2 separate regions of the Homo sapiens genome follow, and region 1 is linked to region 2. A link is an interaction called in ENCODE POLR2A ChIA-PET data of the cell type or tissue named here. Cell type or tissue: PC-3. All regions are shown on one strand. Each heading gives the region's core, and the rest is flanking DNA. Links, peaks and the distances in the headings are about the cores only.

Evidence for each region. Peaks named below come from ENCODE experiments on the same cell type or tissue, not always from the same donor. Only the 100,000 strongest peaks of a DNase experiment are listed, where the experiment ranks them.
Region 1: POLR2A ChIA-PET joins it to region 2 with 10 read pairs; 4 of 35 experiments call an interaction of 5 or more read pairs at or near these places.

Annotation. Positions count from the first base shown.
Region 1 is chr2:39,630,718-39,633,645 of GRCh38, forward strand. No RefSeq gene overlaps it. Among named protein-coding and RNA genes, the nearest start is that of TMEM178A, 34 kb to the right of the region's middle. In PC-3, for the core only: no CTCF peak of the experiment used is centred there; a DNase peak (open chromatin) is centred at 1,194; H3K27ac peaks cover 1,919 bases.
Region 2 is chr2:39,480,149-39,483,076 of GRCh38, forward strand. All of the region lies in intron 3 of MAP4K3-DT (MAP4K3 divergent transcript), which reads left to right. Among named protein-coding and RNA genes, the nearest start is that of MAP4K3-DT, 44 kb to the left of the region's middle. In PC-3, for the core only: no CTCF peak of the experiment used is centred there; a DNase peak (open chromatin) is centred at 1,673; H3K27ac peaks cover 812 bases.

The DNA of each region.
Region 1 (2,928 bases), core at 149-2,648, 150 kb after region 2:
TCTTCTCCCTCCTCACACCCTTCACCCTCAAGTAGACCCCAGTGTCTGTTTTCCCTTCTTTGTGTTCGTGAGTTCTCATCATTTAGCTCTCATAAAAAAGAACAGGATCGTGTCTTTTGCAGGAACATGGATGAAGTTGGAGTCTATTACCCTTAGCAAACTAGTGCAGAAACAGAAAACCAAGTATCGCATGTTCTCACTTATAAGTATGGTAAATTATTAAAAGCAAAATTGTTAGGTTAAGAAGTATGAACAGTTTTAAGACTTTAGAAATATGTACCCCAATTTTCTTCTGGAAAAACTGCACCCGTTCATATTCCCACGAGCCATGTGGTAAAGTGCCTGCCTTTCCACACCCTCACCAGCACTGGGGATTATTCTCTTATCGTTGCCAGTTTGATAGCCAAAAACTGAGCTCATTTTTCTTTTAATTTGTGTTCTTACTGAGGTGGAACAATTTTTCATATGTGCATTGGCCTTTTGTATTTCTTATTTTGTGACACACTTATTTTTAAAACTCAACTGTACTTTATACAAGGGAAACAAATGATTTCAATAGCTGTGATTAGTTGTCTGCTTGATTCTTGCCCTAACTGCACCTTGTGTCTTCTTTTATTTGATTATCTTCACCTAAAAATAAACCAGCATCACGTTGTTTTCCTTAGGATAACATTACTGACTCACAAGGTAATATGTAAAACTAAGCCTTTAGTTTATTACATGCTATTGTCCTATCAACCCTTTAGGAAATGCTCTGGGAGAGATGAATTGATCTTCCAAGCCACGTGATAAAACGTCTGAGATGGAAATACCCAGGAGGGTTGAAATGGTGGGATTGAGGTGAAGGAAGAATGTGAGAGATACTGAATTCATCTACTTTCAAGGCAGTTGAATCCTGATCTCTAAGGAAGGGGAGAGAAATCTTTATGAAAAGTTGACTTTTTCTTTTTAATCCCTGCTTTACAGCCGATACGTCTCCTACTAAAGTTGATGGATGGGTAATATTGAGTCTCCTCACAATTACTTCCCAAGACCTTGAAATGATTCAGGATAGAAGACTCCTAAGATATCAGGCTGAGGAGAGGAGGCTCATTGAGAATCACAGGCCAAGACATTTTGAGGAATGCAGGATGGAGGGCTTGGCTGCATTAGTCAGAAATGTCCTTATCTGCAGCCGTCAGTGGCCTCTGTGGTTTGATTCAACAGGGTTTCCCAAGCTTCCCTCATCGTAAAAGTTGCCAGATGCACGGACTAAAAGTAGACATTCTCAGGCCCCATCCCACACTCACTGATTCAGACTCTCTAGGCAAGAGTCTGATGAATCTATCATCAGGAAGTGTGGAAAATGCAATTTAGAGTCTGAGGCAAGGCCTCTAGTAAGATATAGCTTTTAGGATGGCTGTTCAGTCTGTGAGAGACCCACCAACCAAACTCTCTCCCCATAGGTAGGGCCTTAACATTCATATTGAATCTATATCATCCCCACATCCCTGGCCTTGAAGGGATTCAGGCTGTATCAGTCAGTTTCTTTCTCTGCAAATTGGAAATGGTATTTAGAGACAGCCAGTCTGTCTCTTAAACTTTGACATGGAATCTCAAAAGTGTGGACACCCTTACTCTGCCATGTAGTTGAAGAAGCAGTCAATGGTGTACAGGGAGAGGAGACAGAAGAATGAAATTCAGATTCCTCTTTTGCTTGAAGTAGCTTGGTATGCTTTTTAACAACTTGAACCCCTAAACCAAGACACTCTAATACTTTCAAAAATCACCTATACATTATGAAAATCTTTAAATTGAAGATCAGTTGAGGTTAACAGGTCTTATATTTTAAAATGCAAATTCTTCTGTAAAGATTAAGGCTGTCAAACATTTATAATGTAGTGTAAACTACATTAACCAAGTTACTGCAAACTGAGGGAATGGAGTGTTTGCTATTTGTAGGGAAAGGGTGGGGAACAGGTAATGAAGATGATTGGAGAGGGGCAGCCTAGGTTAAGAGTCACAGTAGGAGTGTTAGAGACCAACACAGTAGGGCAGCATGAAGGCTGGATGTGGTCATTACACATTTTCTCTTTGTAACAGGAAATGTATAGGCCTTTCCAAGGCAGGCTGGTCTGTCCACCATCTGTGATGTAGCATGGGCATCAGATGATAATTAGGACCTGTCAGATCAAGTTTTTATTGGTATAAACAATACCTGGTTAGGGTTCCTGAATAAAAGCTTGAAAAACATGAATGGGTTATCTGAAGATAACTCAGTGTGCCCAGTAGAGTTGATTCAGTGTTCACTCAACTAGTCAATTCACTGCACAACGAATTGTGTTTAGCCTTTCCTCATTACACAAGGGTGAGACACATTCTTCTGTGGCTGAGAGTTGGCAGTGTTTCCCTAACTCCTAGGGTTGAGTGCGTGTCTACTCTGCGCGTCCTGGTCTATTGTCTCCTTTTGTTCATGTTTCAAGGGCTTGCAGACTCCATTGGAAGTTATCTCAGCACTCCATTTTAATCACAATTTCTAGACTTTCTAACAGAGTTAGTAAGCTTTTAAAAGCTGGTTCCTGAAATTTCTTTGGCTTTCTGAACACTTAGTAAAAAATATCACATTCCAGTCCTTTTTGATTCCACTGCCTCTTGTTTTTCCCACTATTTACCTATTTATTATTTCACATGTAAAGTATATGGGACGGGTGACTATTATCCCCCAGGAAGGCTTGCTGTTGAAGAGGGAAATCCTTGGTCTCTCTAAGATTGTTCATGTTGCAGTTCTTTAAAGGAAGCCCCAACCACTGAGAAGGAGCTGAAGCCACTGCACGTGGAAGATGCTGGCAAACCTTTTAGGATCTGATGCACTCCTACCTTTAACCCTTTATTGCCACACTAATGATTCATTTTGTTGTTTTATGGGATTCCATTGCTTTGCCAGGGAGG
Region 2 (2,928 bases), core at 173-2,672:
GAAGTAGCAGATGCCAAGTGTTAGGGGTCCAAAGATGCTACCAGAATTAGAGGAGATGGAGAAAAGGCTAACGGAATTTTCTTAATTCGAAAAAAAAAAAAAAGGCCAGGCGCGGTGGCTTACGCCTGTAATCCCAGCACTCTGGAAGGCTGAGGCGGGAGGATCACCTGAAGTCAGAAGTTCAAGACCAGCCTGGCCATGGTGAAACCCCGTCTCTACTAAAAATGCATAAAATTAGCCGGGCATGGTGGTGCGCGCCTGTAATCCCAGCTACTGGGGAGGCTGAGGCAGGAGAATCGCTTGAACCTGGGAGGTGGAGGTTGCAGTGAGCCGAGATGGCTCCATTGCACTCCAGCCTCGGCAACAAGAGGGAAACTCCATCTCAAAAAAAACAAAAAACAACAACAATAAAAAACCCAAAGCAAAACAGAAATGAGTTTCTAATTGTATTGCAAATTACTTGCAGGACTGAAAATGATTGAACTGTCACACATTTCTACATTAATAAGCACTATCCAAAAGAATCAGTTACAACAGAGTAATTTACCAAGATTAATCTTTAAAAAGAATCTCATTTTTAAGAGCTCATTTTCAGGGTTGTAGATATATATATATATATATATATATATATATATTTTTTTTTTTTTTTAAACGAGGTTTCGCTCTTGTTGTTCAGGCTGGAGTGCAATGGTGCGAACTCGGCTCACCGCAACCTCTGCTTCCCGGGTTCAAGCGATTATCCTGCCTCAGCCTCCGAAGTAGCTGGGATTACAGGCACACACCACATTGCCCGGCTAATTTTGTATTTTTAGTAGATGGGGTTTCTCCATGTTGGTCAGGCTGGTCTCACACTCCCGACCTCAGGTGATCTGCTCGCCTTGGCCTCCCAAAGTGCCGAGATTACAGGCTTCAGCCACCGGCGCCTGGCTGGTTATAGCTTTTTAAAACAATTTGCTTATTGTTTCTTAGTTTGTAGAAAGTTTCTCTTGGAGATTTGTGAAGGAAATACATGTGATCGCTTTTGTGATGTGTTCAGATGGAAAGAAAATCTAACTTTCATAAGAAAAATTGTATCACACTAGATGCAGGAAAAAAATAGATATTCGAAGAACCACATACCAGATGCAGATGAAATGTAATGTATAAAGACTATTTTTATAATGATTTTTTAAATTTAGATTTTTACAATATGGATTTTAAAATTTTATTTCACTTTTAATTGACTAATTTTATACATTTATAAGGTACAATATGTTGTTTCAATACATGTATACATTGCAAAATGATCAAATCAGGCTAATTAACATATCTATCACCTTACATTCTTATTATTTCTTTGTAGTGAGAATATCTAAAATTGAAATACAGTCCTTTTTATTGTAACTGAGAGAAACAAGAGCAATGTATATGTGGTAGAATTTAAAAGTCATATGTGTATATTTATATATGTACATCTACGTACAATTGCCTGTGTACATATAATTATCTGCTATATATTATGCATATGTAATACATATGCACCTGTGTAAGTTGGAATTCTTATCTATTCTATAGAAAGAAAAGTTCTACATTGAAATATAGCCAACATCCAGTTAACTCTGAAAAAAAATCACATCATTGCTTGGCTTTTTCTGTTGTTACTTCCTGTTGGCCTAGTGGCAATGATTCATTATAATGCAATGTAATTCAATATCACATGGTGAATTTAAATGGCTGTATAGGAAATCTGTAACACTGTTCTTGCTTAAAAATGTAAAACTTCAATAGAAGGCGGTTCATCAGAGAATTTGGTAACACCAAATAGTAAACGCTTTGATTTCAGTAATACTAAGACCCTGATAGAATTAAAATGTGACTGAATTTTACTTCTTAGTAATTATTTTATAGCTAATATGTAAAAAAAAAAAAACCACCCTTTTCATCAGTTCATTGTCTTTCTGAAAGTAGGCTGCTTCCATTATATGTACTGAAATATATTTTCCTAAATGTTAGGCTTATTTGATACAAGCACTCATTTTATTTTATTTATTTATTTATTTATTTATTTATTTGAGACAGAGTTTCGCTCTTGTTGCCCAGGCTGTAGTGCAGTGGAGATCACTGCAACCTCTGCCTCCAGGGTGCAAGTGATTCTCCTGCCTCAGGCTCCCGAGGAGCTGAGATTACAGGCGTCCGCAACCAGGCCCGGCTAATTTTTTGTATTTTTAGTAGAGATGGGGTTTCACCATGTTGGCCAAGCTGGTCTTGAACTCCTGACCTCAGGTGATCCACCCGCCTTGGCCTCCCAAAGTGCTAGGATTACAGGCGGCAGCCACCACACCTGGCCTGCACTCATTTTAAAGTTGGAAAAACAGAGGCCCCAGTGATTAGCTTTAGGACGGAAACCAGTAAATAGAAATAAAAACACACAAAAATATATACATATATATACCTACACACATCTATACCTACAAATGTTTATATATGTATATACACACATATACACACACCTGTATAATATACACATATTATATATATTATTTATTTATTTAAGTTTTTATTCTTTGTTTTTTTGAGACAGAGTCTCACTTTGTTGCCCAGGCTGGAGTGCCATGGCGTGACCATAGCTCAATGCAGCCTCGACCTCCCAAACACAAGCAAACCTGCCTCAGCCTCTCAAGTAGTTGCGACTACAGGCATGCACCACCACACCTGGCTAATTTTTGTTTTATTCTTTGTACACATGGGGATCTTGATATGTTACCTAGGTTGGTCTTGAACTCCTGGCCTCAAGTGACTTTCCCACCTCAGTATCCCAAAGTGCTGAGATTACAGGTGTGAGCCACTGTGCCCAGCCAAAACCAAACATTTTTGAGTTAAAAGCCCCTAATAAGGATGGCAGAATTAGATAAACAAATAGGTTCAATAAAGAAGATCTTGACAAAGTTT